Linked DNA regions of Homo sapiens: region 2 is linked to region 1. The links are chromatin contacts, found by Hi-C or POLR2A ChIA-PET in ENCODE. All regions are on one chromosome and are shown on one strand. The core of a region is the stretch at or near the end of the contact, and the rest is flanking DNA. Distances in the headings are between cores, read along the strand shown. Region 1 overlaps SLC22A23 (solute carrier family 22 member 23). Region 2 overlaps LOC100507336 (a long non-coding RNA gene).

Evidence for each region. Hi-C counts contacts between places; a loop is a spot of excess contacts on that map. ChIA-PET counts read pairs that join two places held with the same protein, here RNA polymerase II (POLR2A). Pooled maps may share reads with other maps.
Region 2: a map of MCF 10A shows a loop between it and region 1 (11-fold over the local background). The contact joins two enhancer-like sites. A Hi-C loop is called at or near these places in 2 of 168 maps with a recorded cell type or tissue (K562 and MCF 10A) and 2 of 50 pooled maps. POLR2A ChIA-PET finds 5 or more read pairs at or near these places in 1 of 52 experiments (MCF 10A).

What each region holds. Positions count from the first base shown.
Region 1 is chr6:3,278,543-3,285,461 of GRCh38, forward strand. SLC22A23 (solute carrier family 22 member 23) reads right to left here. Exons shown (of 10, transcript NM_015482.2): 8 at 6,537-6,569; 9 at 5,310-5,433. Among named protein-coding and RNA genes, the nearest start is that of PSMG4, 23 kb to the left of the region's middle. RefSeq lists enhancers at 1,079-1,138, 3,976-4,903 and a silencer at 3,553-3,847. Within about 2 kb of position 3,754, at least 8 of the 41 ENCODE cell types and tissues checked have a DNase peak (open chromatin) inside an H3K27ac peak, as active enhancers do.
Region 2 is chr6:3,589,228-3,596,146 of GRCh38, forward strand. LOC100507336 (a long non-coding RNA gene) reads right to left here. Exons shown (of 4, transcript NR_187650.1): 4 at 4,263-5,308. Among named protein-coding and RNA genes, the nearest start is that of SLC22A23, 140 kb to the left of the region's middle. Within about 2 kb of position 3,189, at least 5 of the 41 ENCODE cell types and tissues checked have a DNase peak (open chromatin) inside an H3K27ac peak, as active enhancers do.

The sequences.
Region 1 (6,919 bases), core at 2,504-5,003:
TAGGACATCAACAGGCACGTGCTGTTTGTGCTTAATAAATACCGGATGCTTGCGGATCACACGGGCTTCCTGGATAGGAAGGTCAGCTCACCCAGGTGAATGGGACAGGTTAAATAGAGACAACCACGGAAATGAGCAATAAGACCAAATCCTTCTGTAAGATGAAGACTGAACACCTAAAATAGCCAATTAAGTCTTTCTGGTAGACCTGGCTCTTTCAGGAAGCCACAGGGCATATCAGATGCTAGGGATAATGGACATGATTTTAATGGGGACAGCATTTTCTCGGAAACCTCCCAGGTTTCTGCCTGACCTTCCCGGCACTAAATGTGGACGGCACTGACAAGCAGTGAGAGGACTCCCCTTACTCACACGGGAGTCACATACAGGAGGGCAGAGTACAGACCCCCAGGAGGGGTGGGCAGAGGGCCACTGTTAAAGGGCAAACTGCATGGAACAAAAGCCTTGCATTGTGCCTGGTGAACCACATCATACTGATCTATCTTGTTAACTGTGCCAAATAAAATGAAATATATTTAATTTGCAGATCATTAGAAAAATGTCTATGTATATGTATATACATAATATGCAACAAATGTACACATGCATATATAATATGGAATATATCTTTTTATTTTTTTCTGTGGGAGCAATTCTCTGGTTTTCTATCAAAGATTCCTTGATATGGCCGGGCATGGTGGCTCATGTGCCTGTAATCCCAGCAATTTGGGAGGCCGAGATGGGCAGATCACGAGGTCAGGAGATCGAGACCACTGTGGCCAACATGGTGAAACCCCGTCTCTACTAAAAATACAAAAATTAGTTGGGTGTGGTGGCGCGTGCACGTAATCCCAGCTGCTTGGGAGGCTGAGGCAGGAGAATCACTTGAACCAGGGAGTTGGAGGTTGCAGTGAGCCGAGATCACGCGACTGCACTCCAGCCTGGCAACAGAGCAAGGCTCCGTCTCAAAAAAAAAAAAAAAAAAAAAAAAAAATCCTTGACATCATTCAGTACGATTAGGAAAAATTTTGGCAGAAGTTGGTATGCCATTTTTGGCTTTGTTTTTTTTTCTCTCTTGAAATCTCAGAGAAAGAGATTGTTACATCCTTGGTTTTAAGGTGTTGGGTTCCTTTCCTGCCCCTGAAATGTGGGCTCTGCCAGTGCCTTTTCTGCTTTTCTCTGGGTTGTCACTAGAGGGCAGCATACGCCCGTGTTTAGAAGTCAGAGCTGCTTGATTTACGGACAGAGAACCGAGGGCGCACACTGCCTCCTTGGGCTTTAGGAGCACAAAATTGTAATACCCACGGGATATCTTTATTTTACTAGCAATAGGATCTCAATAAGGTAGGAAAACTGATATGCAGGCCGACTTCTTACTAGAAATGGCAAACTTCATTGAATTAAGGATTCCAGAATCAAATTGCTGTTAGCCATGTGAACGTTACCATCTCACATTGAAACACCCGAGGCGAGGCTCCTGTTCTAGCTCCTCTTTTATATTACTTAATGTGACTTGACTAAATTTCTGTGAAGTTGAGGATAAGCAAATATTTGTACCATTTTTTATAGAAATAAATACAACTGCTGAAGATGCCCAGCGAAGAAGAAGAATATGAACTGTCCTGTGCTGAGCCCAGGCCCTTTGCACATGGCCTCCATTCTCCACCCCCGCCTAACAAGGTGCCTGTAGTCAGTTTTGTTTTAAGACAAGGACACTAAAGCCGGCCGAGGGACCCACCCAAGGCCACACAGGGAGGCGGCCTCAGGATCATGGGCAGCTCCGTCTGGTTCCTTCCCAGGCTCCGGGCCATATCATCAGCACCCTCCCCTCATCCTGCCCCGCTGCTCATCGCTCGCACGCCACAGGCGCTGCCGGCATGGGACGCATGCTGGCTTCCTGTCTGCTACTCAGTACTTGTTTTCAGATGTGACATTTTTAAGACACAACTTTTTTTTTTTTTTTTTTTTTTTGAGATGGAGTCTCGCTCTGTCGCCCAGGCTGGAGTGCAGTGGCGCGATCTCGGCTCACTGTAAGCTCCGCCTCCTGGGTTCACGCCATTCTCCTGCCTCAGCCTCCTGAGTAGCTGGGACTACAGGCGCCCGCCACCACGCCCGGCTAATTTTTTTTGTATTTTTAGTAGAGACGGGGTTTCATCGTGTTAGCCAGATCCTCTCGATCTCCTGACCTCGTGATCTGCCCGCCTCAGCCTCCCAAAGTGCTGGGATTACAGGCGTGAGCCACCGTGCCCGGCCTTTAAGATACAACTTTTTAAAGAAGTTGAACAGACTCTGATACTCCCTTAACCCCAGGTCATCCTGGCCCTCGGTGCCTATTCTTGAGGCAGCATTAGAGCGGAAGACAGATGTCAGGGAGTCGTCAGTCAGGGAGTGTCTCAGGGAGGCCTGTCCGACTTATGATCTAGAAAGGGCCAGGGCTGCCGGAGTGGGCAGGGCAGGAGAAAACAGGCGGGTGTCATGATCACCAGCGCCTGCCTCCTCTCTCACCTGGACCCCTCCGTGAGGGCAAAGGAAGCCTCGGAGCCCACCTGGAGCATCCAGATGGACAGTGGATAGAAAAGATCCGCCCCAGCACAGCCAGCAGCTGCTTCCAGATCCGCCCAGGACCCCAGGCCACTTCTGCCCATGTCAAGCTGGGAGATGGGCACAGTCAGATAGACTTGCAAAGTCACCCAACTCCCAATGTCTTACAGATGAATCAGAGCTGTGCACTGGCTGATGAGAACCACCACCTGGCCTGGGCCTGAGCGGGTAGCTGGTTCTGTCAACGCGAGGTCTGAACAGAATCTCATGAAACAATATTTAGTTAACTTGGCCTCTATCATCCTTGGGGCAATAGATTTCTGCAGGCCTTTGTTGCTTTTTGTGGTGGAACAAGTATGAAAAGTATAAAAGCATTTTTTGAACTTTTTGCAGAAAATTTCATATCCTAATATTTGCTTCCAGGCAGTCCATCCTGGCCCCTTACCCTTTGCTGCCAGAAGGCTTGTCTGTAATAGTGTCACAGGGAAAGGCTAGTTCTGTGCTAAGAAAGATGGAGCTCACGGGCCCCAGGCTGCCCATCGTGGCTTATCTTGGAATTTTCTCTGTGAAGTGGGGGGATGGTAGGGGAGTCTACTTCCATCCTAGGGCCTCCGTGGGAATTGTTCCTCAGTCATTTGCAAGAAAGAGCTGTGGCCTCCCGATGGCACGGGTGAAAAGGGCTCCCAGCGAGAAGAGGGATTTGTCAGGAACGCTAGACATTCTCCCAGCCTGGCCCAGGGACCCCCTTTGGACTTAATTTCCTTTCATCCTCTGCAGGCACAAAAGCATCACCAAGGGTCACATATTTTTTCCAGTTTGTCATCTTGGCAAGCTGAATCTGAGAACATGTTTGTTGAATTTCTATCCTCAAATCTTTCCAGGTTTGCGTCAAAGAGGAAAAGCTTACAGCATTTCCTTCCGTCTAGCTTGCTAAGCCAAATCTAACAGAGAATAATGATGCCTACCAACTGCCAGAGTTAAGGGGTACCCGCTAGCCACCCCCTCCCCCAACAAAATATGCATAATCATGCAAAGGCTGCAGGAGGCCAGCTGGAAACCCAGAAGGTCTGACTGTGGATTCTGGTCTATTGAAAGACTTGGCTTTGCTGTTTTGTTTGATAAAGGAGAGAAATTTCACTTTCCGTCCTTTAGACAGGGAGTGAGCCTGCGGTCGGCCTGAGGTATCCTGCAACTGCAAGCACTAAATAAGCTCCTGACTCATCTCTCCCCTGTGGCTGATGCAGAAGGTAGGGACAGGATGAGTTCCTTGTGCTTAATCATACAATGCCTTGGCATTTCTGTCCAGGTGCCCAGTAGCTGTCAGGCTGGGCCTGTAGGATACGATCCAAGAGAATGAATCAAAAAGTGTGGACGTGAAGATGCTGTTGTTAGCATGGCTACTGGAAATGTGGAAAGTAAGAAAGTCCACGGACCTGCCTACTTGCTCCCAAAGCCTTCCCCAGCTTAGCCTCCACATAGTCTGCCTTGGACTGGAATAGCCGCTACTGGATTTTCCCAAGGGTGTCATTATGCGGACACCTGGGTTTTGACTCACGGCTGAACTACTGCCATTACTCTCAAGTTCTGTTTTATGAAGGCACGTGCATGAGAAATGCTGATACTCCTTTAAGAAGTTCAGTGTGGTATAACTCAAGCTCCTCAGTAAGTCACAAACAGTGTAGGAAAATGACTGCAGCTGAGTGATGCCCTTTTAGTGGAGGCGTGCCTTTTTATTAACCTATAAGCATGGTGGCAACAGTAAATGGCGTGTAGCACCCATGAACCACGACCCAGGGGCAGAGACGGCACCAGGAAGGGGTCAGCCTCACTTTCCGAACTAAAGCAAAAGTGGCTGAGCACAGGTTAGTCACACCTTTTAGGGAGGTATGAAATGGCCGCAGACTCCACGAGGGCGGGACTGTGCTGCTGTGTTTTCTGGGCCTAGTGTCTGGCGCGCAGTGGGCTCTCCATCCATGTTTCTTACATGAGTCAGTAATCTCACTCGCTGTGCTCGCTTTGGATTCATGACATCAACTTCTCAGGTCAGTATGAAATAAGGCTCTTTTGGCCTGGCACGGTGGTTCACGCCTGTAATCCTAGCACTTTGGGAGGCCAAGGTGGGGGGATCACCTGAGGTCAGGAGTTCGAGACCAGCCTGGCCAACCAGGTGAAACCACGTCTCTACTAAAAATGTAAAAATTAGCCGGGCGTGGTGGCGCACACCTATAATCCCAGCTACTCTGGAGGCTGAGGCAGGAGAATCACCTGAACTTGGGAGGCAGAGGTTGCAGTGAGCCAAGATCATGCCATTGTACTCCAGGCTGGGCAATAAGAGTGAAACTCCATCTCGGGGAGGGCCGGGGGGTAGGCTCTTTCTACTTTGTGAAACATTTTGCACTAGCTGTGCCGTGAGGTCTCTTAGCAGAGTTGGCAGCACAGGTTCTGGTGGAAGTGCGGCATAAGTGATCCGCTGCACTCCCCCCCTTGCCAGACGCTCAGACACTGACATATTTCCTGGGCCCAGAGTAGCTCCCTGTTCCCCCTTCCTCCTGCTGCTGCCTGGACAGGACCCCAGGGCCAGGTTCTCACTGCCTCTTGGGCGCCTCGGGGTTGGGTCCAACAGCCACCTCAGCTATGAACCACGAAGCTGATGTGTCCAGAGCCAGAGACAGAGCTGACGCTGGTTAATCCCACACCAGCCTGGAGCCAGGGACTCGTCTTTGATTTCCGAGAAGCCGGCGTCCCCTGGGGTGTCTCCCATGACGCACCTTATCACCGTCGGGGTGATCTCCGCACAGAAGAACACGCTGAGGCTCCCCACCGCATGGGAGGCAAACATGCCCACGATGGAAAACGCGATGGAAAATTTGTCCTTGACGCTGTCACTCATCCCTGGGGGAAGGTCAGAAGAAGGTGGTGAGGGAAGAGAGGAAGCCAGGCCAGGGTGGGAGGGAGGCCTGGGGCTGCACAGCACAGCTCCTTCCCAGTGTCCAGCTTGCGGCATGGATGGGTATGCAATTCCCTCTGGGGACCAAGCAGCACCTCAAGGACTAGAAGCCCAGAGCCCCTGCAGTGGGTTTTGTGGGGCTTCTATGAGTCCCTGTGCGTCAAGCATGCTGAAGCTCATGGTGGCCTCTATTGGAATTCCTCAGCCGGGAGCCATGCCTGGTGGGAGGGCAGGCTGGCATGTCCCTGGTGCCACAGCGACATCCCTCTGCCCTGGCCTATGTTTGCTCCAGTCAGGTCTGATGTGCCCAACGTGTGGGACAGGGTAGCTGAGTCAGGGTTGATTTAAGGAAACAAAAACTCAAGCCACAGAATTTATGGGCCCAGAAGGCAAGTGTTCAACCCATCAAAGCCCTCGTAAATGGCACCGGAGACCGACCTCGCGCCAGGACAGGGTCTGGCACAGTGCACGGGCATGCTGTCAGGACCATACAGCTGGGGCTCAGCTCAGCTTCCCCAAGGCTGCATAGAGGGCAAGCACTCTCCAGGGACACGGGCGAGGGCTGGGGCAGGCCAGGCGGGTGCAGCAGCAGCTTCGAGGTGCAGGGCGGCACTGTGCTGTCCCCATGGGCTGCAGGGCAGCAAGCTTACATGAGTCAAAGGGGGACAGCGGCTTCCCCTGGCAGCACAGACAGCCGGGCCCCAGCACTCCCAGGCTTTCTCCCCCCACCCAGACAACTGTCCCTAAGACAAAGCATGTTGGCGCCGGGCCAGGGCCTGTGCTGAGCCTGGTGCCAGGGGAAGGGGCGGGGGCATGCGTGCCAAGCAGCACACAAACAGGGAAGCACCAGTCGCTCTTTCTAGAGGCAAGAGGGAGAATACAAATGTATCCGTATAGTGTCCAACCTACGGCCAACTTCAGCTGCAGTTCTTGGAGGGCAACGGGGAGAAAGAGAAAATGGAAACCACAGGTCCGTGAGTCTTCGAGAAAACACCCATTTAGATGTAATATGAGACGAGGAAGCACAGCCCACGCGCTTGGGACTCACCTGAGTCTGGGTGCTGGCTGTACTTTCCAATCACTGGACCCGCAGACATGATCGCACCCACACGGACAAGGGCCAAGCAAGCGAGAAGAGAGAAGAGAGCACATTAGGTGTGGAGTTAGCCTAGCGTGTTCCCATGCGACTTGGTTCAAGCAAACTCCCTTCCGTGTCTGGGATGGCGCTGGCCGCCGGGGCAGTGGAATTCATACTGCGCTAAACAAAGATCTTTTTGTTAGGAAGACAGGAGTGAGACCCTGCTGGCCTCAGAGCCTGAGGAGAAAATGGAACCTTCACAGTGAGACCCCAGCAGGTGCAAAGGGTGAGCTTCCTTGCATGTAAAGTCACCCACAGGTCACTGCCGCCTGCATTCAAGCTGCGTCAAGTGC
Region 2 (6,919 bases), core at 1,939-4,438, 310 kb after region 1:
TTCTGCAGCAGTATGCTTTGGGGACACTACCTTACAGCATTGGGTATACAGTAGGCACCCCGCGAACATGTATTTATGGGCTTTGGTCTCATGCCCATGTAGAGCACTAGAACTCTTGGACTCCTCTGCTACTAAATCTACCAATGCACCTGTTTTCCAGTTAGGCCCCCGAGTCTAAAGAGGGACAGAAGATATTACTACCCACCAAGCTGGAGGATGGGGCGAGGGAAAGCCACAGTGGATCCACACTCCAGGCAAGAGAGTGCCGGTGGGAAAGGGAGATCCTAGGCTGCGGCAAGGTGGGCGTGCTCAGCATGATAGCAAGAGGCCGGCGCTAGGGGCCCACCATGGGGTCATCTCCCCACACAACACCCCCGCAAATATCTGTAGGGTTCACACACAGGTAAGTTTTATAGTCACATGTTGTTGAAATTTAGGCCAAGAAAGGCATCAGTCCTGCAGATGAGAAAAGAGATTCCACCTGGGCCTTGTTTTCCTAGAAATGAGGATGAGAACCATCCCACGGGGTGGATTTAGAGGACACAGAACAAGAAGGAGCATAACCAGTCCTGTGGTTCAAGCCTGCGTTTTGCAGATGGAGCCCTTGAAGCTGCATGGTTAAGTGGTGAAGCAGCTCTTCTGGTCAATGAACGCCAAGTCTGAAACACGGGCTCGGGCTTCTGACTCCATGTCAGGGCGTTTCCACGGCCGGCTCCACAGGAGGCTGCGTGACAGGGGAAAGGGAGACAGGCGGTGACCCACAGGCAGTCCAGTGTCGCTTCTTTGGCTTCTTTTTCTTCTTCATATTTCCATAGTCTTAGATGGTTACTCATTTTATTTTTAATCTACTCATACTTTATTCTTTGAAGGCATTCTTTAGTGAACCGATATTTTTTAATGCCCAGAAGTGGAAAAAAATTAATTTTTCTATTGTTCCCCACCCAGGCTTAAGTCCAAGACTATTAATTTAAATCACTGGCTTCTACAGGTAATGTACAAGGATAATTCTTTACAGATATTTACAGGAAAACATCCGCTCATTCAATGAATGTGTGCCAGGCACTGTTCTAGCCTCTGGGATTCATTATGAATAAAACAACAAAATCTCTCATCTTTGTGAAATGAACGCTCTAGTACAAAATGATGGCTGTAAACAATACGTATAACAAAGAAGTAAATCATCTTGTATGTTAGAACTGGGCTTTCCAGACCTTAGTGTACCTGAAGACCAGCTGGGAACCTTGGTAAAATGCAGATCCCGGCTCAGCAGGTCTGCGGTGACCGAGGCTGTGCAGCTCTGACCAGCTCCTGGTGATGCTATCTTGTCTGTCTGTGGTTCTCTCCCCACATTTTCAATAACAAAAACTTGGAAGTTGTCTGTAATAGGTAAGGGAGATTGCAAGGGAGAAGAAGAGCAAAGATTTGGGGGAGACGTGCTACAAGGGTATCCTGGAATGGGGTCCAAAGCTTCCAGGCTGAAAGCACTGCTGGGGCAAAGACTCTGAGGGGAGGGCATGACTGATGTGTTGGAGAAATGGCCAGGAGGCCAGTGTGGTGGCAGTGGTGTGAGCGACGGGGGAGCAGGGGGTGAGAGGACAGCAGTAAGGAGCAGTACTAGGAAACCACATGGGGTAGGGATGTGCAGCCCACAGCCAAAGCTTTGGTTTTACTCTGAAGGAAGTGGGAAGGCATGAACAATGTGGGCAATCCACACAAAGATGTGTACGTGGTTGTTCGTAGCAGCATCAACCATGAGAGCCAAGACCTTGAAACAATCTGGTTATCAGCTAGTGCACAGATAACAAAATGTGACCTGTCCACACACTGGCATACTATTCAGCAATAAACAAGGAACAAACTAAGCTGGGTGCAGTGGGTCACGCCTGTAATCCCAGAACTTTCGGAGGCCAAGGTGGGTGGATCACCTGAGGTCAGGAGTTCAAGACCAGCCTGGCCAACATGGGGAAACCCTGTCTCTACTAAAAATACAGAAAATTAGCCAGGCGTGGTGGCACATGCCTGTAATCCCAGCTAGTCGGGCGGCTGAGGCAGGAGAATCTCTTGAATCTGGGAGGTGGAGGTTGCAGTGAGCTGCGATCACGCCATTGCACTCCAGCCTGGGCAACACGAGTGAAACTCCATCTCAAAAAATAAAAATAAATAAAGGAACAAACTGCTAATCCATACTACAACATGGATGGATCTCAAAAATGTTATGCCATATGGAAGTAGCCAGATGCAAAAAAACTACAGATTGCATGAGTCCATCTCTCTGAAATGTCCAGAAAAGGCAAATTTAGACAGAAAATAGATTCGTGGCTGCCTAGAGCTTGGAGGTATTAGTAGTAGCAGGGATTAATTGCAAAGTGGAACAAGGGAACATTTTGGGATGGTGGATATGTTTTAAAACTGGATTGTGGTGATGGTTGCATAGGTCTATAAATTTACTAAAAATAACAAAATTATACACTTACAAGGGGTGAATTTTATGACATATAAGTTGTATCTTTTTTATTTTTTATTTTTTTAAGTTGTATCTTAATAAAGCTGTTTTTAAAAAAAGTTTTAAAAATGATGTGAGCTGAGGAATGACGTGCCCAACTTCCACCTTACCAATACCCCTTTGACTGGTTGTTAAAAACAGACTGCTTTGGGCAAGGGTGGAAGAAAATCCAGTTAGAAGGGCAACTTCTGCATGGCTGGGATTGTCTTTCTTTTGCCATTATTTTTGCATAATAATTTATGTAGGTATAGAATTGTGGGTTTAGAGTTACTTTCTCTTGAGTACTTTAAATATTTTTTTCATTAACTTCTAGCATCTGTTGTTTCTAATGAGAAAACTGAATGAGACAGTTTGAAATGTATTTGCCAGAAGAAAATTACTACTGTCTACTGGCTTGGTGTTTCCAATTAATAAGTAGATATTAATGTGACTCAGCAAATTGCTGTATGTCAGGAGGTTTCCTTCTTTATTGTACATAAAGATCATTAACGTACATATTTTAACATTTTGTATGAAACTTTCAACTTTTCTGACCATTTTTAATTGTATTTTTTTAATTCTTTTCATTTTAAGTCCTTTGAGATAGATAGCATTTGTTTCATCATTTTCTTTTAAACCATGAGGAAATTAACTGACTCATCGGAGATTGTTTATCCAGTTAGTGTTCATCCAGTTAGTGGCAGAGCCAACACAAATGATCAGGTCTTGTAGCTCCTGTCTGTACCATCTTTCCCGAAGACTCAGGTTATACAAGATCAGGCCTTGTCCTACGTGCTTCAGTGTTCTTCCTTTGATGCTGACACCAACAAAAAGTGTTGTGTAAGACCAGCACTCTGCTTCCTGCCATGAGTTGTGATTATGATTTCATCACAAAATATTTGACCTCCCCATTCATCATCTTGGATTAAGTCACTTCATGTTTCGTAATTCTCTTTTGTCATCTAAGACATAACAATATGAGTAACCTACCTATTCTGTGAACTACAGAGTCGTTGTAAGTGCAAAGGAGTTGGTAGTCATCTGACCAGCATGTGTAGACTATTCCTTCACATTCCCTCACCCCCACACATAGGTAATCGCAGTTTCTGAGGGTCAATCTCACACTTGCTCCTGCAATTTTGCTGTGTACCACTGCCCCCAAAGCTGCCCCGCCATGTGCAACAGACCCTCCCAGGGCTCTGTTGGGTACCAGTAAGGCACCTCTTCCAGAGCCCACTAACGCAGTGGGGGCCCCGGGGTTTTACCAACTGGTCCACTTGGCCCTATTATTTCTCTTCATTCTTTGTGAGCCATGTGGCTCCTCACTGGTGGCTGCTGCTAATATTTTAGACCCACCATTTGTGTCCTACACCTTCGAAACTGCAGGAAAGTCTCCGGGGGAGTGGGGGCAACGGGCTCTCCCCCCCGCACCCCATTAATCGTATCTTGCTGGAAGGGGCTGCAAAGCGGTGCTTAGGGAAACCTCTATTTCCACCGATAACCCTTTCCCTCAAAAATACATACTCCTTATTTTGCTGATGATGAAAACCAAGTTTCAGGTTGTTGAAGAGATTTGCCTTAGATTTCCTCTTGAGAAGACAGTAGACGGGAAATAAATCCAGCCGGAAACCCATTCAACTAACCAACACTGCCTCTTTGCATGTTTGTGCATGTAGGTAAATACATCCGTAGATTTATTTAAAGCATGTGTAAAAGCTAAGGCATATTACCTGTAGCGGTTGGTATTCTTGTAACACATTATAACACAAGGCAGCCAGAATTATTTTAATGCCATTTAATTCAAAACAAAATTGTTTAATAGGTGATTCAGTTTTATTAGGCTGATTAGCAATAATTTGCAAAAACTGTTTAAACAAGTCATGGAAAATAAAATGAAAATTTAATTAGCACCAGTGTCAAGGGTAAAAAAGCAATTAATATTAAACACTAATGTGAAGATACTGTTCTTTTGTTTTTAATTATTCAATACCACACTGAGCAGATTTTGATTATTTTTTCTTTCTGAGAAAATAAAAGGCTTTTAAAATTATACTTAATATTAGCTGTACTAACTATAAATGGTGAAACCAAAAGACTTATTTTTATTGTCAGGAAATCTAATAGTACTACTAAGAGGTCACGTAGCAATTTTAAATTTTTAAAATATTTGGCAACAGAAATCACCTGAAACTTAAAATAACCGTATGCCTTTCAGAGCTCTTTGACTTTGGAGTTTAACAAAGGGATAATCGAAACAAACCATTAATTTTCCAGAGTGGTGAAGGACAGTTATGTTGGAACATGGGCTTTTCAAGCTCGGGTGTTTTCTCGCATGGTGTTATTAGCAGAATTTAAAGAGAAGGTGCAGCCTACAGATTAAAGAACAGGCTCAAGAGACCTGATGCTTCCTTTCTCACATGTGGAACCTTTGTTGCACTCGCTGAACAGGTTTCTCAATGTGCAGCCCACAGACCATTAAAACCAGAACCTTCTAGACAGGTTGAGAATTCAGATTCTTGACCTATAGAGCGACTGAAGGGCCAGGGAATATTCATTTTAAAAGCCACTTACGGTGCTTCTCATCCATTCTGGAGTGTAAGAACCCCAGTCACAGAGGCATACTTGCTCAAAATGTCACAGGAAACCCATAGTGAGATGTAGCAACAGCTGGAGGAGGCAGAGTCATGGTTTTAGGCAGACATTGCAGAACACCTGATGTATATTCTGGATTGATCCAATGCTCAGTCTTGGGTGTGGGTACAGTTCAGCAATCTGCAGTATTAGGTAATTGCTTTTAAAGATTTCTCTGCAGTGCAATTTCTCCATCTGGAAACAAAAGCCATGCACATAAGTATCACAATTCAGACCCTGAGGCCCTCAGATAAAACACACCATGCAGTCACTGAGGACTGTGCTATCATCACACGCACCAAACCTAGAGAAAACCTCCAACAGACTCGCTCACTCACCAAATGGCCCGGTCAACAAATTTGGGTGGATAGGCCCTGTGGAGGTTCAGGAAGATTCAGCAGTAAGACATTTTTCTTCTCCTCTTTTTTTCCCCCTTATACTAACTGAAAAACTACTTAATTAAATCCGACTTAGTATTCACTAAGAGCTTAGCACTTAATTCAAATGCTTCATTTATCTTAGGAAGCAATAGCCAATAATAATAATAATGACAGCTCACATTGCTTGCATACTGGACACTGTGCGAAGTATTTTACTTACATCGTCTGTATCATCTTCACAACCCCATGGGGAAGGTGTCCTAATTAACTATATTTTGCAGATAAGGAAATGGAGGCTTGAGAAGTTACATATCACGGTCACAGATTTTGTAAGACGCAGAACCACGGCTGGACCCCACGCCTGTCTGACCTCACAGCTTACCCTCATTGTACTGCCTTTGACACAACTAAGAATGAAGTGGCTTGCCAGGTGCTGTGGGATTCCATTTGTAAAAATATGTTTTCATTTAACACATGTTTACAGAGAATCTGCTATGTGCATGTGGGGCAAAGCCCAATAAATAAATTCGGTTATTGAACCGAATGGGACTGAATTACAGTTCAAAAATCCAGAAATCCGTCGAACATGAAGCCCTGTCCTTCAGGCACAGCCCGGCCACAAGCCAGGATAGAAAGAGGAACTATAACTGTACTTAAGTGACTGTCCTCCAAGGCTGAAACATGCCACAGAAATTTGACAAATCGATAAGCTATGAAGGTCTGGTAGAGTGAGAAGGTAAGTCTGACCCTCGAACTGTGCTTGACACTATGACAAATACAAGATGATCTGTTGGAAACATTGGCATAAACTACTTAAATATCTAACCGTAGAGGATAATTAGATACCTTGCTGTTATGAATCCATAACTGTATATTCGCCAACTATGAAAAATAATGCTACATCGGAAAACAAGGTCTATTGGTGTGGAAAGATGTATATCCTGTGAGAGTGAGAAACAAAAAACAGACAAAGTGAAAAATCAGGTGACAATAGAGGATGTACACAATGTATACATTATCTTAATTTTGGAAAATCACAGATATAGATAAAGGCACATATGTCATGCATATATGTATATATGTGCATAAAAGACGAGGTTCATATGTGTTTGCAGGCATATGAAAGGCACATATTATGTGCATGTGTTTGTGTGACTATGAAAGGCACATGTGGTATGCATATGTGTTTGTGTGTATATGAAAAACACACATAATGTATGCATACACTTGTATCATAAGAGATATATCTGCATACATATATGTGTGTACGCATGCGGAAGACAATGTATATATTTTTATATAGGACACGTATGATGTGCATATATATGTTTGCATGCTCATGAAGACAAATGATTTACTCATACATTTGTGTGGCATATGGAGCACACATATAATGTGCAGGTATGTTTATATGCATATATCATTT